Regions from separate parts of the Homo sapiens genome. Here regions 2, 3, 4, 5 and 6 are each linked to region 1. A link is a loop called in an ENCODE intact Hi-C map of the cell type or tissue named here. Cell type or tissue: CD4-positive, alpha-beta T cell. All regions are shown on one strand. Region 1 holds the start of CLPP (caseinolytic mitochondrial matrix peptidase proteolytic subunit). Region 2 holds the start of NRTN (neurturin). Region 3 holds the start of CTXN1 (cortexin 1). Region 4 holds the start of RPL36 (ribosomal protein L36). Region 5 holds the start of PNPLA6 (patatin like domain 6, lysophospholipase). Region 6 has its middle 24 kb from the start of ADGRE1.

Region 1 (5,000 bases):
GAGGTTGTGGTGAGCCGAGATTGTGCCATTGCACTCCAGCCTGGGCAACAAGAGCAAAACTCTGTCTCAAAAAAAAAAAAAAAAAGAGTCCAGCTGGGCATGATGGTTCATGTCTCAGCAGTTTGGAAGGCTGAGGCAGGAGGATCACTTAAGTCCAGGAGTTCAAGACCAGCCTGGGCAACATAGGGAGACCCTGTCTCTACAAAAAATTTTAAAATTAGCCAGATGTGGTGACATGCACCTCTAGTCCTAGCTACTTGGGAGGCTGAGGTGAGAGGATAGCTTGAGCCCAGAGGTTCAAGGCTGCAGTGAGCTCTGATCACACCACTGTGCTCCAGCCTGGGTGACAGAGCGAGACACTGACTCAAAACAAAAAAAGAGTCTACCGCTTACTGCTTGGTAAACTTCTTATACATCAAAATCCACTTCAGGAGTCTCTCTGAATCTGCTGTGATTTTTTTTTTTTTTTTGAGATAGAGTTTTGCTCTTGTTGCCCAGGCTGGAGTACAGTGGTGTGATCTCGGCTCTCTGCAACCTCTGCCTCCTGGGTTCAAGTGATTCTCCTGACTCAGCCTCCCAAGTAGCTGGGATTACAGGCATTCACCACCATGCCGAGATAATTTTGTATTTTTAATAGAGACGGAGTTTCACTGTGTTGGTCAGGCTGGTCTCAAACCCCTGTCCTTAGGTGATCCACATGTCTTGGGCTCCCAAAGTGCTGGGATTGCAGGCATGAGCCACCACAACACCTCGCCTGAATCTGCTGTGATTCGAAGGACTGCCCCGGGAAAAAAAAGAAAAAAACACTTCAAGTAGACTCCCATGTGGGAGGACCTGAAGACTTCTCAGACTTCCATGGTCCCTGATCTAACACAGCAATAAATCATTCAAACTGAGCACTTTTTACACATTTTTGGACCCTTTCTGAGGACTTTCTGCACAAACCTAGGAGGTAGGTTATCATTATCCCCACTCTGCAGATGCCTCCAAAGCCCTCTACCTACCTCCTTTATCACCTCTTCATCTCTTGGTTCAATGTGTATTTAATGAGCACCTACTGTGTGTCAGGCACTATTCTAGACTTTGGGGATGAAGCAGTGGGCACCTCTTAGATAGTGACATTGAACTGAATGATGAAAAAGAATCTGGCTTGAGAAGGTGTGGCAAAAAAGAGAAGTCCCAACATTACCAGCAATCTTCCTACTTCCACCATTTTGCCCATTCTTTTTCCTCTGCTGGAAATGCCTTTCCCCAGCTAACAAACTCCTACTTATCCTGCAAAGCCCAATTCCAATACCTGCTTCTCCTAGGAATGCTTTCCGGTCTGATCTCCAGGAAGAATCCACAACACCCTTCTCTGGGCTCCCACAATCTACTCCACAGGTGGCCAAAAAATGAATGAGGAGGTCTCAGTAGAAGTCGGCCACACCAGGCTGGAAGCTCTTCAAGGCCAAGACCCAGGCTAAGTCCTCTCTGGGACCCCTCTTCCAAGATGAGCTGTGGGAACACTGCAGCTTTTTTTTTTTTTTTTGAGACGGTGTCTGGCTCTGTCGCCCAGGCTGGAGTGCAGAGGCGCCATCTCAGCTCACTGCAAGCTCCACCTCCCAGGTTCACACCATTTTCCTGCCTCAGTCTCCTGAGTAGCTGGGACTACAGGTGCCCGTCACCTCGCCCGGCTAATTTTTTGTATTTTTAGTAGAGACGCGGTTTCACCGTGTTAGCCAGGATGGTTTCGATCTCCTGACCTCGTGATCCGCCCACCTCAGCCTCCCAAAGTGCTAAGATTACAGGCGTGAGCCACTGTGCCCGGCCCTGCAGCTATTTTTAAAATAAGGAATAAGTGGGGTGTGGTGGCTCATGCCTGTAGTCCCAGCACTTTGGGAGGCAAAGGTGGGAGGATCACTTGAGGCCAGGAGTTTGAGACCAGCCTGGGCGACATAGTAAGACCCCATCTCTAATACATATATATATATATTTGCCAGATGTGGTAGCACACAACTGTAGTCCCAGCTACTCTGGAGAGCAAGGTGGGAGGGAGGGTTGCTTGGGCCCAGAAATTTGAGGCCACATTGAGCTAGGATGGCGCCACTGCACTCCAGCCTGGGCCACAGAGTGAGATTCTGTCTCAAAAAAATAAAAATAAATAAAGCAGAAACAGTAGAAAACGAAGACGAGGCCGGGCGCGGTGGCTCACGCCTGTAATCCCAGTACTTTGGGAGGCCGAGGTGGGAAGATCACGAGGTCAGGAGTTCAAGACCAGCCTGGCCAAGGTGAAACCCATCTCTACTAAAAATAACAAAATTAACCGGGTGCAGTGGTGTGCATCTGTAATCCCAGCTACTGGGGCAGCTGAGCCAGGAGAATGGCTTGAACCCAGAAGGCAGAGGTTGCAGTGACCCAACATCGTGCCACCGCACTCCAGCCTGGGTGACAGAGCAAGACTCCGTCTCAAAAAAAAAAAAAAAAGAAGACGAATTGGTCGGTAAGGGGACTCGAACTGGAGACTCTAAAACTTCTCCAGCCCTGCCCACTCAATTTACTTCATTGGCTCCTCCCTTTCAGGCTCCGTCCCTATCCCCGCCTCACCCTTAATGGCGCCCGCCCAGACTCCTGGAAGTGAGCGGCCTAGCGAGCGAGCTCCCAGGCGCAAAGCACGCCGGAAGCTGTAGTTCCGCCATCGGACGGAAGCCGACCGGGGCGTGCGGAGGGATGTGGCCCGGAATATTGGTAGGGGGGGCCCGGGTGGCGTCATGCAGGTACCCCGCGCTGGGGCCTCGCCTCGCCGCTCACTTTCCAGCGCAGCGGCCGCCGCAGCGGACACTCCAGAACGGCCTGGCCCTGCAGCGGTGCCTGCACGCGACGGCGACCCGGGCTCTCCCGCTCATTCCCATCGTGGTGGAGCAGACGGTACGGCGGCCGGGCGGGGACACGGTTCGGGGGCTCCGGGCTGGGTGGGGATCGGCTGGCTGCCCCGGCCCCTCACCTCCATCTTTCTACCCCCAGGGTCGCGGCGAGCGCGCCTATGACATCTACTCGCGGCTGCTGCGGGAGCGCATCGTGTGCGTCATGGGCCCGGTGAGCGCCCCGCGCCGGGACCCTCCCCAGGACTCTCCCAAGCGCCTGCCGACACTCCCTGCGCCCCTCCTTCCCTGGCCCCAGACTTTCCCTCAGGCTCCGCTCCCCTTCTAACCCCCTTCCCTCCCCTTCTGACTCCCCTCCTGGCTCCCGGTCCCCCAACCCGCTCCTCACCCCTTCTCTGCTCCTCGGCTCTTAATCTCCGACTTCCTTCCTGACACCTGGCACCGCTCCCCTCATTCCTACGCTCAAGACTCTCCCCAGCCATTCTCACCCCTTCCTTTCCTGTGTCCCTAGCCCCCTGACTCCCCCCTTCCTGTGCTCCAAACCCCCTGGGTCCTCTCCACTACTCTCTCCCCATCCCCTTCTGGGGCCTAAATTCTTCCCCATCCCTTTTACTTTGGGCTCTGGTCCCCCTTCCTGGTTCCCTGACCCATCCCCAGCCTCCCTTAAAACTCTCTCCCCACCCCGAATCTGGGGACACCCCTGCCCTCTCCACCTGCAGATCGATGACAGCGTTGCCAGCCTTGTTATCGCACAGCTCCTCTTCCTGCAATCCGAGAGCAACAAGAAGCCCATCCACATGTACATCAACAGCCCTGGTGAGCAGGGTCTTTCCTGGGTGCCAGGGGCACTCGTCAGGGCACACGGGTGACTCAGGGGACCAGAATCCCGGGTCAGGGATGTTCTCTCTCTGGGAAAGGGTGCAGAGCGTCAGAGTTCCAGAAGTGGCTTTAAACCACCAAAAGGTGCCTGTTGCTGGCTTTTGAGCCTCGGTTCACAAGTCAGGATGTGGCCTCTTTGATCCTGCACATACTGTTCTGCCAACCTGACCCGGCTGACATTTAAAAATTGGTAGATTTTAGGCCGGGCACAGTGGCTCACACCGGTAATCCCAACACTTTGGGAGGCTGAGGCGGGCGGATTGCTCGAGCTCAGGAGTTCAAGACCAGCCTGGGTAACGTAGTGAGACCCCATCTCTACAAAAAAAGTACAAAGATTAGCCGGGCAATGTGGCGTGTGCCTGTAGTCCCAGCAACTCGGAAGGCTGAGGGAGAAGGATCACTTGAGCCCAGGAGGTCGAGGCTGTAGTGAGCCCATCTCAAAAATAATCATAATTGGTAGATTTTTTCCCCCTCCCCAAAAAAAGTAGTCAATTTTGATTGAGCACTTATGATGGAGGCATTTTTTTTTTTTTTTATTGAGATGGAGTCTCGTTCTGTCACCCAGGCTGGAGTGCAGTGTTGCAATCTCAGCTCACTGCAACCTCTGCCTCCTTGGGTTCAAGCGATTCTCCAGCTTCAGCCTCTCAAGTAGCTGGGGATTACAGGCATGTGCCACCATGCCTGTCTAATTTTTTGTATTTCGTAGAGATGATGTTTCACCATGTTAGGCTGGTCTTGAACTCCTGACCTCAAGTGATCCACCCGCCTCAGCCTCCCAAAGTGCTGGGATTACAGGCATGAGCCACCACGCCTGGCCTGATTTCTAGTTTCTCTTGGAAATTTAGTAGATCTGATCCCATGGTCCACTGGCACATCTGGCAAGAGTCAGCTGACTGTAAAGCAAGCGCTCTGCCTTTTGCCTGCACCTGGGCCGTGTCACTTGTTTTTGTCACCTCCCAACCCCTGGAAGCATTTGTGTTTGTGAACCCTGCTTTAAAGAGCTGCTTCTAGACCGGACGCAGTGGCTTACGCTTGTCATTCCAGCACTTTGGGAGGCTGAAGTGGGCTGATCACTTGAGGTCAGGAGTTTGAGAGCAGCCTGGCCAACGTGGTGAAATCCCATCTCTACTAAAAATACAAAAATTAGCCGGGCATGGTGGTGTACTTGTAATCCAGCTACTCGGGAGGCTGAGGCAGGAGAATTGCATAAACCCGGGAGGTGGAGGTTGCAGTGAGCTGAGATCGCGCTACTGCACTCCA
Region 2 (5,000 bases), 560 kb before region 1:
GCAGTGAGCTATGATGGCGCCACTGCACGTCGGCCTGGGTGACAAAGTGAGACCCTGTATCCAGAAAGAAAGAAAGAAAACAAAAGGTCAGGTGCCTTCCTGCTCCTCTCTGAGCCTCAGTTTCCCCATATCTGTGCTCTGGGAAGACCACAGATCCTACACACAGGCTGCACTTGAAGAAAGAGAGGCTCAGTACTTGGCGACATCCGGCCCGCCCTGCGGCAGCCCAAGTCTGGGACAAAAAAGATTTAAAAATAAAGCATTGTAAATACCCTTGTTTCCTGCAAATAGAGCCAGCCTCTGAGTTCCCTGGCCTCCCGGGCAGCCAAGCCCAGACAGTTTCTTGGAAAGGGGTGGAATTCAGAGGGCTGTTTTTTGTTTTTTTTTTGGGGGGGGGGGATCAGGGTCTCGCTCTGTCACCCATGCTGGAGTGCAGTGGTATGATCATAGCTCACTGCAGCCTTGACCTCCTGGGTTGGGGTCCTTCTGCCCCAGCCTCCCAAATAGCTGGAAATATAGGCGTGCACCACCACGCCCAGCTAATTTGAAAAAAGTTTTATTTTGTAAAGATGGGGGTCTCCGGATGTTGCCCAGGTTGGTCTCGAACTCCTGGCCTCCATTGATCCTCCTGCCTCAGCCTCCTAAAGCCCTGGGATTTCAGGCATGAGCCACTGCACCTAGCTCACAGAGGGGTGTTAATGGAGAGTCCTGGTCCCTGGGTTCCTTTCTGGGATAGGGGGTGGAGGGATCCTGGAGGGGCCCGTGTGTCCCTGTGCACCTCAGTTCCCGGCTTTGGTGTGGGTCAGCGAGTGTGACAGGGTGTCTGTCACCGCCTGTCACAGGGGGTGAGATAGCATGTGGGTTGGTGACAGAGAGAGTGTGCGGGTGATTTGGGAGGGTGTCAGGATGGAAGGAACTGTGTTCCTGGTGTGACCACATGGGGCTGAGCAAGGCAGGGTCTCCGTGTCCCCCGGTGCGACGGGGTCTCCAACCACGTGTGTGGTTGTTTCAGCGTGTGTGTCCCTGAGTGGAATGGCTGTAGCTGGGCGTAGGTCCTCGCGTCCCCACCTCCTGCGCCCCGCCCCGCCCCCTACCTTGGACACGCCCCTAGCGTCTCCCCCCAATCCCAGAGGAAGAACCAACTCTTTCAAGTCGCTGTTGCCGGGGCAACCGTTTTACAAGCGTCCACATGGTGGGCACATGTGTGTGTGTCCTGCGCCCCATGTGTCTGCTCGGCCCCCGCCCCCATGGCCCCCAGCCGCGGCGGGGAGGGGGCACAGGCGGTGTGGGGTGAGCGGGAGGCAGTGGAGGGGCAGCTGGTGACAGCTTAATGATGGAGGGCTGGGGTGGGGGTGGGCTCCTGGCCCTGCTGTGTGTGTGCAGGGGTGGCTGTGCCTTCCAGACGGGGCCCGGGGTGTATGTGTGTGTCTGTGTGTGTGTGTGGGTGTGTGTGTGTGTACTAACCAGTGCCAGGCAGCGTGGGGGTGTGTAAGGATCTGCTGAGAGTGTGTGTGTGTGTGTGTGTGTGTGTGTGTGTCGGGCTGAGTGAACCCCGGGTCTGTGGGCATGAGTGCATTCAGAAGGGCGTGGGGTAAGGAAGGACCCCCGCAGGAGAGTGTACGCGTGACCTTGTGAGATACTCGTGGAGGGGTTGTGTCAGCGTGTGTCTGCGTGTGAGGACCCGGGGGTGGGGCGGGGTGTGACAGTGCAGGAGTGTCTGTGCTCACTAGGGCGTCTAGGTTTGTGTGAGAAGGAAAGATAGGCCGGGCGCGGTGGCTCACGCCTCTAATCCCAGCACTTCGGGAGGCCGAAGCGGGCGGATCACGAGGTTAAGAGATCGAGACCATCCTGACCAACATGGTGAAACCCCTTCTCTACTAAACTGGGCGTGGTGGCGCGCGCCTGTAGTCCCAGCTACTTGGGAAGCTGAGGCAGGAGAATCACATGAACCCAGGAGGCGAAGGTTGCAGTGAGCCGAGATTATGCCATTGCACTCCAGCCTGGGCAACAGAGCAAGACTCCGTCTCAAAAAAAAAAAAAAAAAAAAGAGAGATGGCAGGGGGGGTGACCCCACCGGGAATAAAGGTTTGAGGGTGTGTGTTTGAGGTTAGGGTATGTGTGTCACTGGGAGTGGGTTTCTGGGAGTGAACATTTGGGAACACTAGTAATGGCAGACATTGGGACATCACCCCCAACTTGCCAGGCTTACTCACTTACTTATTCACATTTACTCATTACTTATACAAGCTTGTTCACACTCATTCAGTCCTTACTAGAACACAGTGAAGATCTACTAGTAATACCCTGTTACAAGTGGGGAAACTGAGGCACGGGGGGGAAGGCCCAAGGCCACACAGAACACAGATCCCTGTTAACTTCCATCCTAGATCTGGGAACAGGCTGCCACTTCTCTGACATAGGTCCGTTCTCTCGTCCCCCCACCCACAACTCACATTCCAGCACGCACCCCGCGCACGTGCACAGCACCGCGTGCATCAGCCCGCGTGCAGCAGGAGGCGAGGCTGCGTGAGTGTCCCCATCACCGCGCGCACTGCGCGGCCCCGCAAGTTTTACAGGCGCTTTGTGGGGACGTGCATATGTTGGGGTTAGGGATCTTCTAGGAAGGCCTAATCTGCATGCGAACCCCCAGGCTGCTGGAATCAGAAACATGCAGGCAGCCAGGGCCGGAGTGAGGAGGAGGCCCCAAGAACCTCAGCGGCGGGAGCGAGAAACCAGAGCACGGGGGCTCCAAGAACGCAGGCGGCGCGGGGAGGAGTCTGCAGGGCGGGAGTTTTTCGGTCACCCCGCGGGGCGGGGGCGGGGCCGCAGCAGTCCCAGCCCAGCTCAGCCATCCCAGTCCCGTCCCCGAGTTAGCCCGGCGCCGCCAGGGAGCGCTGTGGGAGCGCGGAGCCGTCGGGGAGGAGCCCGGGTGGGTTTGGGCTCCCCTGCCCGTGAGCCTTGGTGCCAGGAGGGGGCGCCGGCGGGAGCTAGGAGCGAGAAATCCCCTGCAGGGCTCTGAGGCCGCACTGGGGGACTTACTGCTTGATGGGGGGCGCTGAGGACAGCGGGTGTCGTCATCCGTCCGAGGGGAAGACTTTGCGTCTCAGTTCCCTGGAAGAGCTTTCTTGGGAGGGGGCTTCTTCAGCTTCTGGGGAAGGAGAACCTGGGACGAGATTGGAGGGGGACACCCCAATCCTCAGTGGGGTGGGGGGAGCTGTATGCGGGGGCCACAGCTGTTGGGGTGTGGGCCATGGGTCTTAGTTCGCCAGAAGGGGTCGGGGGAGCGTCTTGGAGCTCCGGATTTAGGCAAGAGGAGCCGTCAGGGGTCCCCGGAGTGAGGATGGGAAACAGCTAGTTTGAGGGGGGCGCCGCTCTGGGGGCTTCCCTTGAGGGGCTTCTTTAGTGAAGGGACTTCTTGGCGCCTTGTTCTCTGGAAGGGGACCTGGGACAGGTTTGGGAGGTCTGGCAGAAAGGTCAGATCCTCGATAGAATGTGGGGGGCGCCAAGGGCCACAGGCACTGGCGTCGGGACAGCTGCGGCTCTTAGACACCTTCGGAGGGGGTGTCTTGGGGTCCCGGCTCTCCCGAAGGGGAGCCGTCGGAGTCCCCGGGGCCGGGGGAGAAAGCCGTCTAAAGGGGGCTCTGTGGTTGGTTCCCGCGCCTCTGCCACCTGCGCTCCTCCGGTCCCCTCCGGCGGGGGCGGGGAGGGCGGGGAGGGCCGGGGAAACCCGAGCCACCGCCCCCAGCCCCGCCCCCGGCCCCGCCCCCGGCCCCGCGCCGGCCGAGCCGTCCGCGGCGGGACGGGCGGAGGCGGCGGGAGAGCGCGCCCTGAAGCCGCTCCGAGTGCCCAGGTCCCTCTCGCCGCCGCCCCGGAGCCCCGTGCTGCGCGCCGAGGCCGCCTGCGCCGTCCGTGCGCCCCCGCGCCCCGCGCCCTCTGAGCCGCCGGCCGTCCAGGGCACCCACCCCCAGCCCCAGCCCCCGCCGGCCCGGGATGGCCGCAGCCCGCGGCTAAGCGAGCCCGGGGGGCCCCATGGGCCGGCCCGCGCCGCACCCCGCCCGCGGCCGCCCCCTCCGGCCCGGGCCCCCCCCGGGCACCGCGGGCCCAGGCGGCCCGGATGGCGGTCGCGGCGGCTGGGGCAGGGGCTGGGGCCGCGCGGCCGCCACTGACGGGTAGTCCGGCGCCCACAGCAGGTAAGCAAGGGGCAGGCGGGGCAGGTGGGGGGGCAGCAGGGTACGACGGGGACGACCTGCCCCATGGACGGGGCATGGAGGGTGCTGAGGACTCCGAGTAGACCAGGGGATTCCCTCCTGCAGCAGAACCAGCGGGTGTATGAGGGTGGGGTCAGAGGGACGACAGGTCAGCGCGTGGGGAGGGGCGGGGGCGTGAAGCCAGATCCTAAGCGGCTCTCCAAGCCCGAATCCAGCCGCGGTGTCCCTGTCCGACGGGGCGGGCGCACTCCTGTCTCCTAAAACCTCCAAGTGTGCATCTGAGGAACGCACGGTGCCCTCCCCAGAATCCCCTTAGCCTCTAGGAGGGCGAGACCCAGACAGCCCTTTAGCCATGTGGTCTCCAAGGGGCCGTTGGGGGGCTTCCGGATCCTGCAGAGCCCGGGCGGGGGGCTGCCGTCGCGGTCCAGCTGCGCACAGAAGTAAACATCTGTCAGTGGCGCGTTCCCTGCTCGCCGCCGCCGCCGCCGGGGACACGGTGTCCTCCGGTGAGGGCCGGGCCCTCTCGGCTCCTGGAGCAGCCCGTTCAGCCACCAGAGGGCGTGAAACCCTTTGGTGTTGGGGGTGGGGGTCCCTTAAGGGCAAAGCCTGGATGTGAAGTGGCGGGAGGCTGTGCCTGCCTTTCCTGCTTTTTATAAAAGGTGTCTCCTGCACGGGGATAGCCCCGAATTGTCCCAGGAGGTGGTTTGTGGATTAGGAGTTATTAGGCCCAAGGGGGCTGCAGACAGATTAGTGGGGAGGGGGGTGTGCTGGAGAGAGAAATGGCTCTCCCAG
Region 3 (5,000 bases), 1.6 Mb after region 1:
GCTGGCCCTGGCTCTTTCTGAGGATCCCGTCATGGGGGAAGGTCCTTGAGATGATGCTCAGCTGTGGGGCGGGCCTCTAAGATGCCCCATACTTTGGGGGTCTCAGAAATGGAACCCCCGTTGTACAGGGGTTGGGTGGGGGTTGCAGGACTCCACTCACAAGCCTCCTGATGTCAAGGACAGGCGGACAGGGCTGGCCTCCCCCAGTCCCCAAGCCCCACTGTGCCTTGTTGTCTGCTGGGGGGCCATAGCTGGCACTGCCCACCGTAAAGGCCCTCGCACATTTTCCCCCTTCCTGTACACCTCGGGGCCAGCATCCTCACCTTCTTCAACTGACCAGTCGTGGTTACTCCCTGCTGCCAGGTCCTTCCCCTTCCCGGGGGTATTCTGTGACCATGAATAAAGTTATCATTCTCTTTCTCTTTCACCTGTGACTTAAAGATGGAAGTGGGGGCCCTGAAGTGTCAGAGCTTGGGGGTCACAGGGCTGGGGGTGTGTGCCAGGGAGGAGAGCTGCCACCTGACTGGTGTGATGAGGCCTGGGGTGAGGAGCCCCTTGGTGACTGTGAAGCTGACAAGTGTGGATGGGGAGAGCCGGCAGGGCACCTTGGGGACAGGCGTCAGGGATGGGTTTCAGAGTAGGGCAAAATCACATCGCACAGGTGGAGGGGAGAAGGCAGCAGAGAGTGGGGGTGACCCGGTGGAAGGAGTTGAGCCCCAGGCTGGGCGGTTAGAGGAAGATAGATAGGGGTGGGCTGCCCCGAGTGGCAGGAGGCTAGTGGGAGTGGAGTGTCCCCTGGGGTGGCTTTGGGACCTCAAGGATCCCTAGAAGGCGGGGAGGGAGGGGTACTGGAGTCAGGGCTGACCCCAAACCCCTGGGGGTGCTGGGACCCCGCTTGAGGCCCCCTCCATCAGCTTCACCTGCCCTGTGGGTGTGGACCGAGGGTCGGGTCCTAGAGAGGGAAGCAGATGTCCTCCCACGGCACCGCGTCCCACGCCCAGCTAGTAATCCAAGTCGGTAAATTCTCCGTTCTCGGAGCCTGTGCATTCACCCAGCCTGCCTTTTATAGAAACGCTCATTCCTCCCCCCACACACTGCACACGGCTCCCCTGGGGTGCACATCTCTTGGGAGGGCCTTGGAGCACAGCCAGCCCACTCCGTCCGTGGTCACCGCCCCACCGCACCAGACCCACAAACGCTGCCAATGGTGGTGGGCAGGGGGAGGAGGCTTAGGCTGCAGGTACGGTCGGTCGTCGGAGCCTCCCTCCAGGGCTGGCAGAGGGTGCGCCTCCCAGTTCCCCACAGGGCTGAGTCTCTCTCACCACCCCCGGCGCCTCCCCAGATCAACAGAATTGTGTGTGGAGGGGAGGCAGCTGGGGGTTACACATCAGCCCCCCCCCCCAAAGCCGGTGAAAGGTGCTTGTGATCTTGGTGTCTTTGCAGCCCTGGGAAGCTTTAAAAACATGCAAAAGCCAGACCTGGGTTCCACTTCCAGCCCTACCAGACTCTAGCCATGTGACTGTGGGCAAGTCAGTCACTGGAGCTGCCTGGCCCTCGGTCTCCTGGCCTGTAGAATAGGGATGCTAACAGGGCCTGGCTCATTCTCACGATCCCGAAGAGGAGACAGGCTATAAACAGGAGGTGCCAACTCAGCACGCTACTTGGCATGCAGTAAGCGCTCAATAATAGCTTTTATTATCATGTTCGGCTCAGAGGCAGGGAGGAGTGGAACGGCATGGGAGGGCTGCGGGAGGCACGGCAGGGGGGTCAGGGGCAAGTGGCAGGAGGGCGGATGGGGGGCAGCGGTGGGCACCGGGGCAGGGCGCGCTGACCTGTCCTGGGGCCCGGGTTGGGGGCAGAAATGAGCCTGCCCACGCTGTCCCGCCACGGCAGGCGCCACGCATCCTCGACACAGCCGCCATGGCAGGCCTTCGGGCTCCGTCTCCGGGACAGGCGGTGCAGGGCAAATTGGTATGCAGCGTCCGCCCCGTGGGCCCGGGAGAGCCTGCCCCGCAGGGACCAGAGCCCAAGGACGGGCTCAACACTCAGTCAAGGTGGGGTTGACGACGGCCAGACAACAGGGGAGGGAGGAGGGACAAGGGGGTCCCCACTTCCAGGGACGCACAATAGCAGAGCCACTTACACGCTGGGGAGGGGGCGGTGCGGGGGTCCTCCTCCCGCCCGGGATTCAGAGTCGGGGGTGGGGGCCAGCCGGGCGGGTGAGATGCGCAGAGAGGAAGGGACAGGGCGGATAAAGGCACGAGGTGGGGCTCCGGCCAGGCCAGGAAGGGACATGGGAGGGGTCTCGAGGGGGAGGGGCTGGGCTTCTCCCAACTCCCTCCCCCTCTCCCCCGGGCTGGGGGCTCCGGGGCGGGATCCTGAGCGCAGTCCTGGCCCCGCGGCGCCCCCCGCCGGGCCGGCCCTCTGAGACCCCGGCGCAGGGCCGGCTAGGGGGCGCCGCGCCCCTCACACCAACGCGTAGTCGAACTGCCCGCGCTCGAGCGCCTCCTTGTGGTCGGTCCAGGACGAGGCGGGCATGCGGCTGTAGGGGTCGAGCAGGATGCGCACGCAGCGCACCATCAACAGCACCAGCACCACGAGCAGGCAGAGCACGAAGGCGAACACCGTGCGCTGCTCCGCGTCCAGGCCCGCGCCCACCGGGGGCCCCGTCGACGGCGGCAGGGGCTCCGGCGACAGCGTCCACGTCGCGCTCATGGCTCACATCGCCGCGCGCCCTGCGGAGGAGGGGACCCGCCCCGGGCGCCGGGGATGAGGCTGCGCCCTCCCTCCCGCGCCTCCTCCGCTTCGCCCCCTCCTGCCGCCGCCGCCGCCGCCTCCCTTAACGTGCCCGACCCCATCCCCCGCCCGCGCCTCGGTCCCCGGGCTACGCCCATGCCCGGCCCGCCGGATCGCCGCCACCACCACGCGGGGACCCAACTCTGGCCGTGCGCGCAGGTGGGGGCGCTGAGAGCCGGGAAACGGAGCCGCGCCCGGCCTGGGCCGCACACAACAGGTGCGAAAGCGCGGCCGCGGCCCGGGCGCGCGGCGTGGGGACGGTCCCCGCGGCCCCTGCCCCCGCTCCCTTTGTTCTCGGCGGCCTGGGACCCCCTCCCCCACCGCCCCCGCCCCGGCGCGCCCCTCACCCTGGCTTCGACCCGGACGGGGACCGACCGCCCGGCGGCCGCGCTCTCTCAGGGACCCGCGCCGGCTGCGCGTTCGGCCTCTCCCCGGCGGCGGCGGCGGCGGCCCGGGCTCCGGCTCAGCCCACCCCACCCGCCCCTGGAGCGGCGGAGACCGAGGCAGGCAAGCAGCGCGCGAGCCGGGCCGCCGCGGCTGTTCCTATGGCGACGGGGGCGGGGCCGCCGCGGGGGGCGGGGCTGCAGGGGGCGGAGGCTGCGCAGGGAGCGGCGCGCGAGCCAGCGACCCCGCCCGGGCCTGCGGGAGGACGGAACCCCAGCCCCGAGGACCCGCGAGCACCCACGACCTCGCCGGGGAGTGGGCAGCTGCCACTCCCACCTCCCCTGGCACTTCGGGCCCCCCAGCCTGCCCTGTGCCTGCATTCTCCTCCGCGATAGACCCCACTCGAGACTCCCTGTTTGTGGGGGGACCTCAGTGGCCCTAAAACACTCATATGGGCACTCAAGCTCCCCCGGCCCTGGGGACCTCAATTCTCAGAGAGCTCAGGCAGGTCACTGGGATGAGTAAGTCCCCCTAGTTTTGTCTGTCACTGGCCTCGTCTTCCAACTCAGGGTCCAGCCCTGGGCAAGGCGTCCACCCACTGCGGCTGCAGTTCCTCACTCGACCTTGACCGCCTCCCACAGCAGCCGCCTGCTCCCACCCCCACCATCGCCTCGGCCACTCCCGCGCCAGAGAAGACACTTCAGACTCCGTAGCTGCTCTTCTGCAATTCGGTGTTTTATTCTTTCCAAATCTCAGGCTTATGCACAAGATGGAAGAGCACTGTTAAAATTAAAAAATGGACCTAAAGTGGCTTGGCTGACGTGGCTAGCGGGCCACTGAGCCGCGGGTCCCGGGTCCCACCCTGCTGTGGGGGGAGTCCCTGGGCCCTGGGGCCTCTTGGCACTGTGTGACCTGTGTGCACCCCAGGTGACCAGGCGCCGGGACCCCTGCAGGGCAGAGCAACAGGGCAGGGGTTGGCCCTGCGGGGGAGTGTCTCCAGCTGCCGCGCACCCGCAACAGCCCGTTGTCCCCTCCCGGGCCAGCTGGTCTTGCAGCCGTCCTGGCAGAGCTGGGGGCAGAGCCCGCAGTCTTGTTCCCAGAGGTCTGGAGTTGCCGCAGGTGGTGTTGCGGTGCCTCTGTGCCTGATGACCCAGGCCGGGGCTACCTGGCTCCGGCACCACACTCAGAGAATCTGCTCGGTGCTGGAGGCCGAGATGTCCAGGAGCCGCCAGGCCGCGTAGGGGTTGAGCTCGTCCTGGTCTCGGCAGAGCGCCCACACGTACAGCATCCGCAGCACCTTGTCCTGCAGGGTGGGGTGGGAAGGGCACTGTTGAGAGGGTTGAGGTGACCCAGGCAGCTCTGGGGGGGGGCCAGGCTCTGTGGGGCAGGAGCCACCGGCAACTTCCCCAGGGGCTGGGAGCAGAGGCCAGCACAATTGCCTAGACTCAGGAACCACTCAGCCTTGGTAAAAACAGACAGGTCTGCTGGTCTCCGACCTCCCTCAACCCCAAACTCTGGCCCAGAGGTTTCTCCACATCCCCACCCAGTCCCAGAGCTTCAGGGCTCTGAGCTGGGGTCTCTGCCAGGTGGCCACACACAGATCTTGGGGACAGGCGGTGTCATGTGCCTGCCCCATCCCACTCCCTCACTCACCGGGTCACCCTCCACCACCTCGCCTTTGGGGTTCCTGACCACCATCACCAGCTGTGCCTGGAAGGTGATGATCAGCACCGGCCCCTGCTCCATCATCTTGCCCATGGCCAGCTGCAGAGGGGCCGAGAGGGGGGATGTGCCTCAGAGGACAGCCCGGCTGCTCCCCT
Region 4 (5,000 bases), 670 kb before region 1:
CGGCCCCGGCTCTGCGGGACGGGGAGTGGGGAGCTCGATGCGGGTGAGCCTGGAGGGTCTGGGCAGGCTTCCCGGACGAGGGGGAGCCACTCAGCCGCTGCCGTCCGCGCCCCCAGGCCGCGTGCCCACGTCGTTCTCCACTCCCTACTCGGCGGCCAAGTTTGCGCTGGACGGCTTCTTCGGCTCCCTGCGGCGGGAGCTGGACGTGCAGGACGTGAACGTGGCCATCACCATGTGCGTCCTGGGCCTCCGAGATCGCGCCTCCGCCGCCGAGGCAGTCAGGTGAGGCCCGGACAAGCTGGGGGCTGGGCTGGGGGCCATGGCCCAGCCCCAGCCGCAGTCCCCACCGTGCCCTCCTGTCCCCAGGGGAGTCACGAGGGTCAAGGCGGCCCCGGGGCCCAAGGCAGCCCTGGCCGTGATCCGCGGCGGCGCCACGCGCGCGGCCGGCGTCTTCTACCCGTGGCGTTTCCGCCTGCTGTGCTTGCTCCGGCGCTGGCTACCGCGCCCGCGGGCCTGGTTTATCCGCCAGGAGCTCAACGTCACGGCCGCGGCAGCCTGAGCACCGGGGGGTGCCCCTCCAGTCCCAGACGGCAATGTTCCTCCCTCCAACTGTCCCTGGAGCCAGAACACTCACAGAGACACCCCTGAGAGGGTGGCCACAGCCCAAGATGAAGTCATCAAGACAGAAAAGCAAAACCGAGAAAAACGACGGGCACCTGGAACCAGTCACGGCTTGGGAGGTGCAGGTGCCCCGTGTTAGGCGCCTTTGTCGGGGACTTGCAAGGCCTCACCTGTTTGGCCATGATTGATGACGTGACTGCTTCCATTTTGCAGATGAGGAAACTAAGGCTCAGAGAGGCCACGCCACCCTTGAGCCACCCATGGACCCCTCTCCATCTCCTGCCTGCGCCTTTAAGTCCCTGATTTATTCTTTCCATTCATTCCATCTGGGAGGAACCCCCCCAACTCCTGCCAGCTTCCCCTAGCTGGGGTCTCTGGTACTCTTCACACCTGCAGGGGCGTCTACACTGTTCGTCTACCTGGTGGCAGGGTCTGAGCGGGAGGAGGAGGGAAAGAGTGTGTTCTGAGCTGGACCCAGCCTCTTGTTCGAGAATAAAAACTCTTCTTCTCTTGCATATCTGTTGTTCAAATTCCTTGGTAATTCCAATTTGCTAGCAGCCAGCGGGCAGCGGGAGGGGGTGTGTGTATCAGGGGCCTTGACTCTCAATCCCATTTCACAGGTGGGGAAATGGAGGCTGAGAGGGCCAGGAGCAGTGGCTCACGCCTATAATCCCAGCACTTTGAGAGGTCAAGGTGGGCAGATCACTTGAGGTCAGGAGTTTGAGACCAGCCTGGCCAACATGGTGAAACCCTGTCTTTATTTATTTATTTATTAGACGGAGTCTCACTCTATCGCCCAGGCTGGAGTGCAGTGGTGCGATCTAGGCTCACTGCAACCTCTGCCTCCGGGGTTCAAGCGATTCTTGTGCCTCAGCCTCCCAAATAGTTCAGATTACAGGTGTGGGTCACAACGCCTGACTTTTTGTATTTTTAGTAGAGACGGGGTTTTACCATGTCGGCCAGGCTGGTCTCGAACTCCTAGCCTTAGGTGATCCCCCTGTCTCGGCCTCTCAAAGTGCTGGGATTACAGGTGTCAGCCACTGCACCCGGCCACAAACAAATATTTTAATTAAAAAATTAGCCAGGCGTGGTGGCATGTGCCTGTGGTCCCAGCTAAGGAGGCTAAGGCAGGAGGATCACTTGAGCCCTGGAAGTCAAGGCTACAATAAGCTATGATTACAGCAGTGCACTCTAGCCTGGGCGACAGAGCAAGACCCTGTCTGGAAAAAACATGAAAGCGCTAACCCTAATTAGAGCAGCCCTAAATTGAGACTCTCTTCTTGTATATTAGTAGCATTAAAGGAGAAAAACTGGAAACTTGTGTGTTTCTGCCACCCGATTCAGTTATTTAGCGTCCCGTCCCTACACCACCTAAATTACATCAGATGTCCGCAAGGGGCACTATTACACGTTGCTGTATTCAGACCTAGTCTAGAGCTTGACCAATTGATAACAAAACCAATACCTTTTTTTTTAAATGGAGTTTCGCTCTGTCGCCCAGGCTGGAGTGCAGTGGTGCGATCTCGGCTCACTGCAACCTCTGCCTCTTGGGCTCAAGCAATTCTCCTGCCTCAGCCTCCTGCGTAGCTGGGATTACAGGAGCATGCCACCACGCCTGGCTATTTATTTATTTATTTATTTATTTATTTATTTATTGAGACGGAGTCTTGCTCTGTCGCCCAGGCTGGAGTGCAGTGGCACGATCTCGGCTCACTGCAAGCTCTGCCTCCTGGGTTCACGCCATTCTCCTGCCTCGGCCTCCCGAGTAGCTGGGACTACAGGTGCCCACCACCACGCCTGGCTAATTTTTTGTATTTTTAGTAGAGACGGGGTTTCACCGTATTAGGCTGGTCTCGAGCTCCTGACCTCGTGATCCACATGCCTCGACCTCCCAAAGTGCTGAGATTACAGGCGTGAGCCACCGCGCCCGGCCTAATGGGCGTTTTAACAGTTCATACAGTTTGGTATTATTATTCCCGCTCTACAAGTGAAGAAATTCTGAGAGGTGATGTCGTCGATGCAGGGTCGGCCCGAAATAGGCGGAGTTGGGATTCGAACTCATTTCACAGGCAGAGGGAGGAGAGCAGCCATAGCCACCTCCACTGGTTCCGACTCCAGCTCCCGGGCTCGCAGGAGTAAACGCGCATGCTCAGGGAGCTCGGTCGCGCATGCTCAGCGCAACGGCGGGGAAGACTCCAGCCGCCAGGGGGAGCGCGTGCCGTTCTTGCCTCTCTGGCCTGCGCCTCCTGAGCCGAGTAGATATCCCGGAGTTCCGCGCGGCGCCAGCCCTTCCGCCACGGCCGTCTCTGGAGAGCAGCAGGTAAGTGGTTTCCCGCACTGCCGGTATCCGCCGCCATCCGGACTCCCGGGTCCTCTGTGCAGGTTGGAGGATGGTTGGTTGTGGCGAGCGAGGCTGAAGGAGCCGGGACGCGGGGCTCTGGGCCTCGGGAACTGAGCCGGTACTCACCTCCGCCCCTTCTCCCCGTCGCTGTCCGCAGCCATGGCCCTACGCTACCCTATGGCCGTGGGCCTCAACAAGGGCCACAAAGTGACCAAGAACGTGAGCAAGCCCAGGCACAGCCGACGCCGCGGGGTGAGTGCGGGTGCCGCGCGGAGGTTGTCGGGGGTTTCTTGGAGGGCGGAGGGCATGGCTTGGGCAAAGGCTCTCGACCTGAAAGAACGCGCGTTCGGGCGCAGAACTAAGGGGGGCTTGAATGGAAGAGATGGGGTGGGGGAGTGGGACTTCCTGCCTGGTGCTCGAAGGCGGGCACCCATCTGGGTTTTTCCCAACCGTGCAATCCACGCTGGGGCAGAGGGAGCACCTTGAGAGCGGCGCGGGGCAGCGGGTTTGGGGTTCTGACGCAGGAGTAGGAGTTCGCTCATGGAGCTGGCCCGAGGTTGCGGTGTGTGAGGTTGAGGGATTTCAGGTGTGTCAGTGTATTGGGCGCCTTTATTAAGCGGGCAGCGGGTTTGGGGTTCTGACGCAGGAGTAAGGAGTTCGCTCATGGAGCTGGCCCGAGGTTGCGGTGTGTGAGGTTGAGGGATTTCAGGTGTGTCAGTGTATTGGGCGCCTTTATTCAGCAGGCAGCCCAGACTCCAGGTGCGTCCTGCCAGTGTTGCGGAGACTGGGACTTAGGGAGGATGGGAGCTGCTCCGGGCGCGGCGAAAAGCGCTAGGCGTTAATACCTTGGTTCTCACAGCTACCCACAGAGGGGAGGAAGTAGCCAGGGAAATCGCGGCAGCGCGAGAGAAGCTGCTTAACTAGAATGCAGGGATCCCCCTACCCTGACGGCCGCCCCTTTCCCCCCTAGCGTCTGACCAAACACACCAAGTTCGTGCGGGACATGATTCGGGAGGTGTGTGGCTTTGCCCCGTACGAGCGGCGCGCCATGGAGTTACTGAAGGTCTCCAAGGACAAACGGGCCCTCAAATTTATCAAGAAAAGGGTAGGTGGGCGCTGCCGGCCGAGGGGCGGGGTGGGATGGGAGTCAGGGCCGGGCTGACGGCGGCCTCGTCCCTGGCAGGTGGGGACGCACATCCGCGCCAAGAGGAAGCGGGAGGAGCTGAGCAACGTACTGGCCGCCATGAGGAAAGCTGCTGCCAAGAAAGACTGAGCCCCTCCCCTGCCCTCTCCCTGAAATAAAGAACAGCTTGACAGAAGCCCTGGCTCTCCTGCTGTCCGTGGGTGGGTGTGGGTGTGTCGGGGGCCCGCAGTCCCCTGTCTGGTGCCCGCTCTGAGCCACACCCTCTCCGGGTGCTGCCTGGTCGTGAATCAAAAGCCGTGGCCCGCCCACCCTTCCCGGGGCAGCAGGTGAGGAAGCCGCCGTACTGCAAATGACTTTAATCATTAAATAGCTTCTATGCCACACTCTGATTAAGCCGACTGAGGTCCCTGGGATCTGGGTCACTGGACCGAGCTGCTCGCTCGGTGGCTCCACTGCCAGGTCCGGGCGCGCTCCCCACAGCGCTCAGTTCTGGCCCAGACAGGGCCTGACATCCGCCGCCTGCAGTCCCGGGGTGGCCGTCACCGTTCCACGGCCAGCGCCTCTGCCTGCTCGTCCGGGAAGGCGATGTCGAAGATCTCCCGGTAGTGTTCCACGAAGTGCACCTCCAGGCCCTCGGTGATGAAGGCTGCCAGGTCGTAGAAGTCCTTCTTGTTCTCGGCTGGCAGGACGATGCACGTCACCCCTGCGCGCTTGGCCTGGGGGCAGAGTCAGGGTCAGCCCTGCCTGGGCCTGTGGGAGGGCAGCAGGTGTGCTAACCTCCAGGAACGAAAGGGCTTCCTGGGGACCGGCGATACACAGTGATGCCGGGTTCTAAGCAGTAAGTCCCAAAACCCACCAGGGTCCCCGTCTCCCACGGGGAAACAGGCTCAAGGC
Region 5 (5,000 bases), 1.2 Mb after region 1:
CATGCATCCACTCAGGTGGGCAGTCTCAGGCCCTGCTCCCACTGCTGTGCTCAGCGTGCATCCAGCTCACTCAATAGATGGTTTCTGAGCATCGAGGTCATGTCAGCCCTGGCTCTAGGTCTGTAGGTGCTGGACCTACAGCAGAAGGCAAAGACACAGACTGGCAAAGACACAGCTTGTATCCAGGTTCAGGGGTCAGGGAAGGTCCCTCTGTGCAAGCAAACTGTGGAACAACGGGTGGAGCAGGCCCAGCAAGTGCAAAGGCCCGGAGGTGGGAAGCGATGCAGATATGGCTGGAGGGGAGGGCGGACTTCAAGGGCCTTGGAGGTTGGGAGCCACTTTCAGGCTGAGCCTCCCGGCTTCTCTCCCCAGCATCCCGGCGGCGCAGGCGCAGAGGAGAGCGAGCTGCAGGCCTACATCGCACAGTGCCAGGACAGCCCCACCTCCGGCAAGTTCCGCCGCGGGAGCGGCTCGGCCTGCAGCCTTCTCTGCTGCTGCGGAAGGTTCGAGTCCCGGGTCTGGCACATTCAGATTGGAGGTTAGGGAATGGGGAAAGGGGAGCGAGCCAGAGAAAACTGACGCCCCTCTTCCCTGCTTCCTTCCTCCAGGGACCCCTCGGAGGAGCATTCGCTGCTGGTGAATTGATTCGACCTGACTGCCGTTGGACCGTAGGCCCTGGACTGCAGAGACCCCCGCCCCCGACCCCGCTTATTTATTTGTAGGGTTTGCTTTTAAGGATCGGCTCCCTGTCGCGCCCGAGGAGGGCCTGGACCTTTCGTGTCGGACCCTTGGGGGCGGGGAGACTGGGTGGGGAGGGTGTTGAATAAAAGGGAAAATAAATGTGTCGTTTTCATTTTTAGCGGGAGGAGCAGTCCTTGCGTTAAGCGGTGTGAGGCCCTTTAAGGCGCGGCCACACTCAGCATGGCGGCCTCAGTCGGCCTTCCAAGCATGGCGCGGGGAGGAGGGGTGGGAGGGTCGGGAGGGACTGCGGTGCGACTAGGAGTGAATAATTTAAAGGGGCCGTGCCTGCGGAGCCGGGCGGAACGCTAGCGGTGTTGGCGCGGAGTGGACCCCGGCTGCGGCCCCTGGGTGAGTCTGGGTTTCCGTTAGCCTCGCAGGGGTGTCCCTTCGAGGGTCGTTAGCGAGCCTCCGCTTTCCCACGATCTGTCCTCCGATTCCTGTTAACTCTAGACTTTCTGATGTTCCCATACCCCCCACGTCTCGGCAGGTGTTTCCACACCGGTAGCCAGCTGTGCCCTGAGGTGGAAGAGGACCGGCCACCCAGGAATTTTCCAAGTAACGACTCGGAGTCTCCGGGATTCCTATCTCCCGGCCCCCGAATTTCCATTAATATTCTAGCGATGTCAGAAACATCCTCAGCTTCCCAGAAAAATCCCAGTAATATTCCAGCATCTCTCAGTATCTTCCAAGGAGCCCGGACGCCCTCCCCAGGCCCGCTCTCATAAGCACCCCAGGAATGTGCCCACCCACCTCCTGGTTTTCCCAGCAGTAGTATTGTAATCCTCAGAATCTCAGTAACTTTCCAGTGACCCCGCATCCCCACCCACTAATCCCAGCGTCTCTGGTTACGCCTCCCAGCAATGGCGCCACCATCGGTCCCGGAGTCCCAGTGATGCTCTGTGCCATAGAGCCCCCATAACTTCACTACTACGTGATAGTAAATCCCCGGCAAAAACCAGCAGCGCCTTGCAAGCCCACGCCACCCCAAGCATCCCAGGACTCTTCTGAAACGTGGGTATCAGACGCCTTCCGCGGATGCCCCGGCAGTACTCCCGTGCCTCCCAGCTCCTGGGTCTTCCCCGGGGCAGGCTTGCGTCGGGAGCCGAGTATCTAGGTGCCCACTCCCGGACCCCACGGTTTGCGGGCCCGTTTTCCTGGGGTGGGGCATTCAGTCTTCGACGGAGTAGGGGGTGCGGCCTGGGGGGTGGGGTGGTCAGGCTTGATCAACCCTGCAGAGGGCAGTGACCCGGGAGGAAGTCACCAGGTGCAGAGGACCGTGCCCTGTGGGGACCTGCCTGCAGGCTGCTGACAGTGGGTACCAGGTCGGCCTTTGGCCCCGGGGTGGGGTTGGACAGGCGGGCGTCTGGTAGGCCCTACGCGTAGGCGAAGGGAGCAGGAAGCCGGGGACCCGCCTCATCTCCTGGCCAGGGCCGAGAGGTCGGTTTGCTCCATCCCTTAGTCCCGCAGCGCCCCTCTAGCCTCGCCCCTGGCAGCTGGAGACGCTTCCCCCGCCACCCCAGAGGGCAGGGCTTGAGCTGGGGGCAGGGCTTGAGGCAGGGGAGAGGTGGGCCCAGATTGACGACTTGCACGGGTTCCTTCGACTCCTTGATTTCCCAGGACTCCGGGCTACCAGATCGGCCGTCCAGCTGGAATCAACCGATGGAGGCTCCGCTGCAAACTGGAATGGTAAGGGGTGGGGCGGAGACCGGGTAGGTGCCGGCGTGGGGCGCCAAGAGGACTACAACTCCCGGCGTGCTCAGCGCGCATTACGTGGTCTGGCGATAACGCGCTGCGTCCGCTCGGGCGGAACTACGTTTCCCGGCATGCACTGCGGGCCGCCGGGCCTCAGGGAAGAGTCGCGCCCCCGGGGAGGGAGCAGCACTGGCCCATTCTGCAGATGGGGACATCGAGTCACGGGCTGGCTACGAACTCCTCGGGGGCGAAGGTGGCGGAGAGGGATGGGTTCCAGGACGTCCTGGCGCCCGGGGAAGGCTCGGCGGGACGGATTTGCGGTGCGCAGCCAGTGCCGTTCGTCCCTCAGGTGCTTGGCGTGATGATCGGGGCCGGAGTGGCGGTGGTGGTCACGGCCGTGCTCATCCTCCTGGTGGTGCGGAGGCTGCGAGTGCCAAGTGAGCACCCGAGGGGCCCCTCTTGGGAGGCTGTATGGTGGGGGGCCCAAATGCCCGGGTCCCGAGGCGGCAGAGATGGGGATTTGCTGGCGTCTGTTCGCGGTACCCCAGCTCTGGCAGGGTGGAGTCTGCACAGAGCTCGGAGTGCCCCTGTCCCCACCTATCCCCAGAAACCCCAGCCCCGGATGGCCCCCGGTATCGGTTCCGGAAGAGGGACAAAGTGCTCTTCTATGGCCGGAAGATTATGCGGAAGGTGAGTCCGGGACCCCTGGGGTCCGCCCTGACCACACAGAGGCCGCGCCCCTTCCCTATTTACACTTCTTAGTGTCCGCCACCGCTCCTTCCTTGATGGAGACCCCCTGGATCCGTCTGCCTCTTCTCCAAGGTCTGAATTAGCAATTCACCCATCTCCGCCTTCATTCTCCCAGGTGTCACAATCCACCTCCTCCCTCGTGGATACCTCTGTCTCCGCCACCTCCCGGCCACGCATGAGGAAGAAACTGAAGATGCTCAACATTGCCAAGAAGTAAGGCTGTGCTGGGTGTGACCTGGTATTAGGGGTTATCTCAGGGGCCTTTTGAGTAATCAGCTTACACCAAAGTGTTGTGGAAGTCTTCCCATATTGGCTGCGCGCTGTGGCTCATGCCTGTAATTCCCAGCACTTTGGGAGGCTAAGGCGGGCAGATCACCTGAGATCAGGAGTTTGAGGCCAGCCTGGCCAACATGGCAAACCTCATCTGTACTAAAAATACAAAAATTAGCTGGGCGTGGTGGCATGGGCCTGTAATCCCAGCTACTCAGAAGGGTGAGACAGGAGAATCACTTGAATCTGGGAGGTGGAGGTTGCAGTGAGCTGAGATCATGCCACTGCACTCCAGCCTGGGCAATAGAGTGAGACTCTGTCTCAAAAAAAAAAAAAAAAAAAAAAAAAAGAAGAAGAAGAAGAAGAAAGTCTTCCTGTTTCAGAGAGACATCTCTGGACTCTCCTCTCAGAGCTCTTCCACACCAGACATGCTGTCTCTAGGGTATCTCTTCCCTGAGGGCTACCTCAGTGACCTTCTCCTTCCACTGGAGTATCTGAGCTATTTGTTCCCAAGTCAATATCTCAGAGGTCTTGCCATATACTTAGTGGGGGGGTCTACATCAGGGGTTTCCATGTAGGTTATTTCATGAGTCTCTTCACATGAGTGGTTTTCTTCCAGGGTACCTCACTGAGGTAATTGTGTTTCTACGATCTCCTAAAGGGGCTATCTCCAGCCTCCAGCCTCTCTTCTCCGGGGGTTATCTCAGGCATCTCTGTACATCAGAAGGCATCTTTCCTATGTTATGGACCTTGAAGTTCTTCCCACACTAAGGAGGCTGTCTCAGGAGTTTCTGTTCCCTAGGGGCTATCTTATGAATTTTCTTGCACTAGAAATATAGGAAGGATGCATCAGAGATCCCTGTTGGCAGCAAGGTCTGCGAGAAAGGCTCTCCAACTCTCTTTGCAAGTTGGGTGCTGGCTCTGGGATCCCTGTGCGTCATGTAGTCTACCTGGAGGTCTGCCTCAAGGGTTTCTTCACACCAGGGCAGGGCTCTCCATGATCAATAGTCCTGCAATGGCAGTCCTTTCTTTTTTGTTTGTTTGTTTGTTTGTTTTTGAGATGGAGTCTTGCTCTGTCACTAGGCTAGAGTGCACTGGCACGATCTCGGCTCACTGCAACCTCCACCTCCTCGGTTCAAAAGATTCTCCTGCCTCAGCCTCCCGAGTAGCTGGGACTACAGGCTCATACCACCATGCCCAGCTAATTTTTGCATTTTTAGTAGAGACGGGGTTTCACCATGTTGGCCAGGATGGTCTCGATCTCTTGACCTTGTGATCCGTCCGCCTCGGCCTCCTAAAGTGCTGGGATTACAGGCATGAGCGACTGAGCCCGGCCAATGGCAGGGCTTTCTGTGAGTTGAGTAGAAGGACTATCTCAAAGTTCCCCATGATCAGTTGAGGGTCTATACCTCAGGTTTCTCCACATCACAGGAGCTGTCTGTAGTGTTTGCACACTCTTAAGGGACTACCCTGATATCTTCATGATTGTCAGAGGGCTGTCTGAGCTTTCTGTGACCTAGGGAAGAGTTAGCCCAAGATCTCCCTGA
Region 6 (5,000 bases), 500 kb after region 1:
CCAGCTTCGTGGTATTTTATCTTATTTTATTATTTATTAATTTATTTTTGAGATGGAGTCTAGCTCTGTCGCCAGGCTGCAGTGCAGTGGTGCAATCTTGGCTCACTGCAACCTCCACCTCCCAAGTTCAAGCGATTCTCCTGCCTCAGCCTCCCGAGTAGCTGGGATTACAGACACACGCCGCCACACCCAGCTAACAGTTGTATTTTTAGTAGAGACACAGGGGTTTCGCCATGTTGGCCAGGATGGTCTCGATCTTCTGACCTCGTGATCTGCCCACCTCAGCCTCCCAGAGTGCTGGGATTACAGGCGTGAGCCAACTGCAACCGGCCGGGTTTCTTTTTGTTGTTGTTGTTTTTTTTGTTTTTGAGACGGAGCCTTGCTCTGTCGCCCAGGCTGGAGGGCAGTGGCGCGATCTCGGCTCACTGCAAGCTCCGCCTCCCGGGTTCACGCCATTCTCCTGCCTCAGCCTCTCGAGTAGCTGGGACTACAGGTGCCCGCCACCACGCCCGGCTAATTTTTTGCATTTTTAGTAGAGATGGGGTTTCATCGTGTTAGTCAGGATGGTCTTGATCTCCTCGCCTTGTGATCCGCCCGCCTCGGCCTCCCAAAGTGCTGGGATTACAGACGTGAGCCACTGGGCCTGGCCAGTTTTTATTTTTATATGAAATAGAGCATAGTGGTCAGGGCTCCAAGAGATTCTAAGGTCCTCTGTGCCCCTGTGAAATTAGCTATAAAGTTTTGGGAAAGACTTCGCCTCTCTGAACCAGAGAAAGATAAAATCAGCTCGCCACAGGCAGAGAGTCGGTATGCACCTAAGCACAGAACCACGCTCTTAACCGTCACTCTAGTGCCGGGTGGGGATCTTGGTATATCCTAGCTCTCTCTGCAACCCCAGGTAAGCCAACGCCTAGATGGTACCTGCACACACCTGGCCAGGTGCAGGATATAGCCTCTGAAGCCTGGAGTGAAGTGTTTTTCATGTTTGAGGAACCATGAATCTAGAAATGGGTGTTGGAGGAAGCAATGCAGTCACAAGGGATCAGGAACTAGGACGGGGGGTTTCTGCCCCTCCCGTGACTCCCCCAGAGTCACACCATGAACCTACCTATGGCCTAAGGTGGCTACCTGGGCTGTCTAGTTCAGGGTGTTGGTGAGGTTGAGGTCATGGACTTGTTCTTGGAGTTCCTGGGTGGCCCTCACCTTCAGCCCCAGGCTGTGTGAATGACTCAGGCGCAGACCTGCCTGAAAAGCACGTATAATCCAGTAGGGGACTTAACAATCAACCAGGCAATTATAACACAGAGTTGATGAATTTCATAAGGAACACAGGTGGCTGTGGGAGCAAATACAGATCTAACCCAGGCTTGAGTAGGGGAGGATGGTCAGGGAGGGCTTCCTGGAGGAGGAAACATCTAAGGTGGCAACTGTATAATCAGCTGGATGGAGTCACCTAGAAAATAAATGAGGGGACAGCCTAGCACGGTGGTCCATGTCTGTAATCCCGGCACTTGGGGAGGCCGAGGCGGCGGATCACTTGAGGTCAGGAGTTCGAGACCAGACTGGGCAACATGGTGAAACCCCCATCTCTACTAAAAATACAAAAATTAGCCGGTGTGGTGGCAGGTGCCTGTAATCCCAGCTACTCGGGAGGCTGAGGTAGGAGAATCACTTGAACCTGGGAGGCAGAGATTGCAGTGAGCTGAGATTGCACCACTGCACCCCAGCCTGGACGACAGAGTGAGACTCAATAATAATAATAATAAATAATGAAGGGAAAGTTTTTTAGGGAGAGGGGCAAATGATAGTGATCCTGGTAGGTTCTGGAAACTTCAAGGGGCTCATTTTGCTTGGAGAGGGAGGAAAGTGGGGGTGGGGTGGGTGAAAAGTTGTTGGGAGACCGGGCGTGGTGGCTCATGCCTATAATCCTAGCACTTTGGGAGGCCGAGGCAGGTGGATCACTTGAGCTCAGGAGTTCGAAACCAGCCTGGCCAACATGGTGAATGTACAACGGACAGCCCCCAATACAGACAGACAGACACACACACACACACACACACACACTCACTCACTCCTACCCCCAGCCCTAAGAATTTACAAACACTGATAAAGACAAATGAAATCAGCGGATATAGACTTCAAACGCCGTCAGACAGACACCCACTAGATCAAACAGGGACATTCCTAAACATCACACAGACACATCGCCAGGCAGTCCCACCGCAGACAGCCACAAATTAAAGCCGCGCTTGCCCCCTGATGGACAGCAGCAGTAGTGCGCCACCTCGATAGCGCAATCTCCCAGAGCGCTGGCATTGCAGGCGTGAGCCAACGTCCGCAGCCAAACACGTTCATATTGTTGAGAAGGCAGAGAAATACAAAGTAGGTGGAAGGGTCTCCACCTACAGCTGTTTTCTGTGGTCTGAGGATTCTTCCCACGTCTTTAATTTCTAGTGCTTTCTAGGGGTCTCAACTTGAACTATTTAATATTTTCTGGAAGAGAAACATTTTTTGTGGGGGGGGCGGGTGGGGGTGGGACCGAGTCTCGCTCTTGTCTCCCAGGCTGGAGCACAGTGGCGCGATCTTGGCTCACTGCAACCTCCGCCTCCCAGGTTCAAGCGATTTTCCTGCCTCAGCCTCCCGAGTAGCTGAGATTACAGCGCCCAGCTAATTTTTGTATTTTTAGTAGAGATGGGGTTTCACCATGTTGGCCAGGCTGGTCTCGAACTCCTAACCTCAGGTGATTCGCCCGCGTCGGCTTCCCAAAGTGCTGGGATTACAGGCGTGAGCCACCGCGCCCGGCCCAGAGGAACTTTTTTTTTTTTTTTCCAGAGGAACATTTTTTATCCAAAGGAATGACTCCCTAATGGTGGAATTCCAGGCAATGAAGTGAGGCGCGAGGCAGATTGTCACATAGGGAGCTGTCATATTTCATGGGTACCATTCACGCAAGGCGGGACTTGTTCTTAGGCAGCCAACACTTCCGCATTGTCCTGGCATTTGAGCCGCGGAACCAAGTTCCGCGTATCTTGCCCATTGTAACCCCACAGCACCAATTTGAAGCTATGTAGTGCCCTCTGGTGGCCTTCGGTGATTTGGCTTCAGTGTCTCAAACTCTCTGATTAGACTGTTTCCAAAGAGAAGGCTGTTAGGGGGCCTCAGAAGTCAGGTTTGGATGTTTGAGCTCTAAGCTGCAGGATTTGGGGAGCCGTGGTGTGGGGGTGATTTATTTATTTATTTTTGAGAAAGAGTCTCACTCTGTCGCCCAGGCTGGAGGGCAATGGTGTGATCTTGGCTCACTGCAACCTCCACCTCCCAGGTTCAAGTGATTCTCCTCCCTCAGCCTCCCGAGTAGCTGGGACTACAAGAGCCCGACACCACGCCCAGCTAATTTTTGTATTTTCTTTTGAGTAGAGACGGGGTTTCACCATGTTGGCCAGGCTGGTCTCGAACTCCTGACCTCAGGTTATCCACCTGCCTTGGCTTTCCAAAGTGCTGGGATTACAGGTGTGAACCATGCCTGGCCGGAGTGGGGATGATTCAAACAGTGGATATTCGCATAGAATGTGCCCATTCCTATGGTGTAAATAGTCCCACCGCATCTGATTTCTTTTTTCTTCTTTTTTTTTTGTTTTTTGTTTTTTTGTTTTTGAGATAGAGTCTTGCTCTGTTGCCCAGGCTGGAATGCAGTGGCACAATCTCAGCTCACTGCAACCTCCACCTCCTGGGTTCCAAGCAGTTCTCCCTGCCTCCGCTGCCTGAGTAGCTCGATTACAAGTGCCCACCACCAAGCCCAGCTAACTTTTGTATTTTTAGTAGAGATGGGGTTTGGCTGTTTGCCAGGCTGGTCTTGAACTCCCGACCTCAGATGATTTGCCCGCCTCGGCCTCTTACAGTGCTGGGATTACAGGTGTGGGCCACCGCACCTGGCCCACAGCTGATTTCAAGTCATCATAAGTATCCTCACTTTCCTTGCCTCCAGTCCACCCAGCAAAAGCACAACTAACATCAGAGAGCTCAGGCACGGGGATAACCATAAGGTCCTATGTAATCTGCATCTCCCTTCCTGCCTTGGCCATGCTGGCCACAGGCAGCAGGAAGGGGCAGAGGAAGGAGCTGGGCGAGGATGTGGCCTCAGCTGGAGTTTACTTAGAGATTAGCTCCATGGAGAAAAATAAAGTGGAGTAACATGCTAGCAAGTTTTTATTTAAAACTTTAAAAATAAAAAAGTTTTTGAGGCCGGGCATGGTGGCTAATGCCTGTAATCCCAGCACTCCGGGAGGCCGAGGCAGGCGGATCACAAGGGCAGGAGATCGAGACCATCCTGGCTAACACGGTGAAACCCCGTCTCTACTAAAAATATAAAAAATTAGCCGGACATGGTGGCAGGCGCCTATAGTCCCAACTATTCGGGCAGCTGAGGCAGGAGAATGGCGTGAACCCGGGAGGCGGAGCTTGCAGTGAGCCGAGATCGCACCACTGCACTCCAGCCTGGGCATTACAGTGAGACTGTCTCAAAAAAAAAAAAAAAAAAAGAAAAGTAAAAAAAGAACAGAATGCTTTGGCATATTTAAAAATGGTTCCTGCCGGGCACAGTGGCTCATGCCTGTAATCCCAGCACTTTGGGAGGCTGAGGCGGGTGGATTACGAGGTCAGGAGATCGAGACCATCCTGGCTAACACGGAGAAACCCCGTCTCTACTAAAATAGTACAAAAAAATTAGCCAGGCGTGGTGGCGGGCGCCTGTAGTCCCAGCTACTCGGGAGGCTGAGGCAGGAGAATGGCGTGAACCCAGGAGACGGAGCTTGCAGTGAGCCGAGATCGTCCCACTGCACCCCAGCCTGGGCGACAGAGCGAGACTCTGCCTCAAAAAAAGAAAGAAAGAAAGAAAGAAAGAAAGAAAGAAAGAAATCTAGCCCCTTCCTCAGGGCCGAGAGAATTTTGAGCACTAGCCTTCTCTCGGTCGCCTGAATTCATCTCAGAGTGTGGCATTTCTCTGC

Evidence for each region. A loop is a pair of places that touch in the nucleus more often than their neighbours do. Peaks named below come from ENCODE experiments on the same cell type or tissue, not always from the same donor. Only the 100,000 strongest peaks of a DNase experiment are listed, where the experiment ranks them.
Region 2: a loop joins it to region 1, with 5 times the contacts of the local background. A loop is called at or near these places in 4 of 110 quality-filtered maps.
Region 3: it touches region 1 in a loop (4-fold over the local background); 3 of 110 quality-filtered maps call a loop at or near these places.
Region 4: a loop joins it to region 1, with 3 times the contacts of the local background. A loop is called at or near these places in 6 of 110 quality-filtered maps.
Region 5: it touches region 1 in a loop (21-fold over the local background); 4 of 110 quality-filtered maps call a loop at or near these places.
Region 6: it touches region 1 in a loop (2.1-fold over the local background); 7 of 110 quality-filtered maps call a loop at or near these places.

Annotation. Positions count from the first base shown.
Region 1 is chr19:6,358,866-6,363,865 of GRCh38, forward strand. It overlaps CLPP (caseinolytic mitochondrial matrix peptidase proteolytic subunit), which reads left to right and starts at 2,666. Exons shown (of 6, transcript NM_006012.4): 1 at 2,666-2,907; 2 at 3,004-3,075; 3 at 3,581-3,677. The coding sequence starts at 2,710. It also overlaps a transcript of ACER1 not described here. RefSeq lists a silencer at 2,913-3,142 and an enhancer at 3,341-4,298. In CD4-positive, alpha-beta T cell, no CTCF peak of the experiment used is centred here; DNase peaks (open chromatin) are centred at 2,626 and 3,856; H3K4me3 peaks cover 2,454 bases; H3K27ac peaks cover 1,715 bases.
Region 2 is chr19:5,801,262-5,806,261 of GRCh38, forward strand. It overlaps NRTN (neurturin), which reads left to right and starts at 3,806. Exons shown (of 3, transcript NM_004558.5): 1 at 3,806-4,190. RefSeq lists a silencer at 2,697-2,996 and an enhancer at 2,697-2,991. In CD4-positive, alpha-beta T cell, CTCF peaks have their summits at 2,943 (motif pointing right), 4,755 (motif pointing right) and 4,958; DNase peaks (open chromatin) are centred at 2,890, 3,670, 4,320, 4,750 and 3 weaker places; H3K4me3 peaks cover 1,534 bases; H3K27me3 peaks cover 1,412 bases.
Region 3 is chr19:7,922,824-7,927,823 of GRCh38, forward strand. It overlaps SNAPC2 (small nuclear RNA activating complex polypeptide 2), which reads left to right. Exons shown (of 5, transcript NM_003083.4): 5 at 1-427. CTXN1 (cortexin 1) reads right to left here and starts at 3,312. Exons shown (of 2, transcript NM_206833.4): 1 at 3,144-3,312; 2 at 1,668-2,735. The coding sequence starts at 2,715. The coding sequence ends at 2,467. It overlaps TIMM44 (translocase of inner mitochondrial membrane 44), which reads right to left. Exons shown (of 13, transcript NM_006351.4): 12 at 4,834-4,944; 13 at 3,895-4,483. The coding sequence ends at 4,364. It overlaps LOC124904629 (a long non-coding RNA gene), which reads left to right and starts at 2,582. Exons shown (of 2, transcript XR_007067120.1): 1 at 2,582-3,013; 2 at 3,750-3,987. RefSeq lists silencers at 2,607-2,696, 3,227-3,496 and an enhancer at 3,993-4,742. In CD4-positive, alpha-beta T cell, a CTCF peak has its summit at 2,509 (motif pointing left); DNase peaks (open chromatin) are centred at 2,025, 2,558, 2,978, 3,348 and 2 weaker places; H3K4me3 peaks cover 238 bases.
Region 4 is chr19:5,687,387-5,692,386 of GRCh38, forward strand. HSD11B1L (hydroxysteroid 11-beta dehydrogenase 1 like) reads left to right here. Exons shown (of 8, transcript NM_198706.3): 7 at 117-282; 8 at 367-1,136. The coding sequence ends at 559. RPL36 (ribosomal protein L36) reads left to right here and starts at 2,909. Exons shown (of 4, transcript NM_033643.3): 1 at 2,909-2,941; 2 at 3,120-3,214; 3 at 3,933-4,067; 4 at 4,146-4,489. The coding sequence starts at 3,122. The coding sequence ends at 4,235. LONP1 (lon peptidase 1, mitochondrial) reads right to left here. Exons shown (of 18, transcript NM_004793.4): 18 at 4,448-4,822. The coding sequence ends at 4,646. RefSeq lists silencers at 93-152, 3,971-4,020 and enhancers at 330-829, 2,581-2,630, 2,686-3,211, 3,212-3,737, 3,738-4,263 and 2 more. In CD4-positive, alpha-beta T cell, CTCF peaks have their summits at 154 and 2,837 (motif pointing right); DNase peaks (open chromatin) are centred at 2,015, 2,825, 3,385 and 4,265; H3K4me3 peaks cover 2,351 bases; H3K27ac peaks cover 1,940 bases.
Region 5 is chr19:7,533,151-7,538,150 of GRCh38, forward strand. It overlaps MCOLN1 (mucolipin TRP cation channel 1), which reads left to right. Exons shown (of 14, transcript NM_020533.3): 13 at 373-503; 14 at 609-859. The coding sequence ends at 645. PNPLA6 (patatin like domain 6, lysophospholipase) reads left to right here and starts at 2,567. Exons shown (of 32, transcript NM_001166114.2): 1 at 2,567-2,870; 2 at 3,041-3,123; 3 at 3,299-3,396. The coding sequence starts at 2,639. RefSeq lists an enhancer at 2,402-2,641. In CD4-positive, alpha-beta T cell, no CTCF peak of the experiment used is centred here; DNase peaks (open chromatin) are centred at 621, 951, 1,731 and 2,531; H3K4me3 peaks cover 3,206 bases; H3K27ac peaks cover 1,911 bases.
Region 6 is chr19:6,860,679-6,865,678 of GRCh38, forward strand. No RefSeq gene overlaps it. Among named protein-coding and RNA genes, the nearest start is that of ADGRE1, 24 kb to the right of the region's middle. RefSeq lists an enhancer at 2,326-2,465. In CD4-positive, alpha-beta T cell, CTCF peaks have their summits at 2,246 (motif pointing left), 2,676, 3,067 (motif pointing left) and 3,269; DNase peaks (open chromatin) are centred at 1,143, 2,233 and 3,033; H3K4me3 peaks cover 988 bases.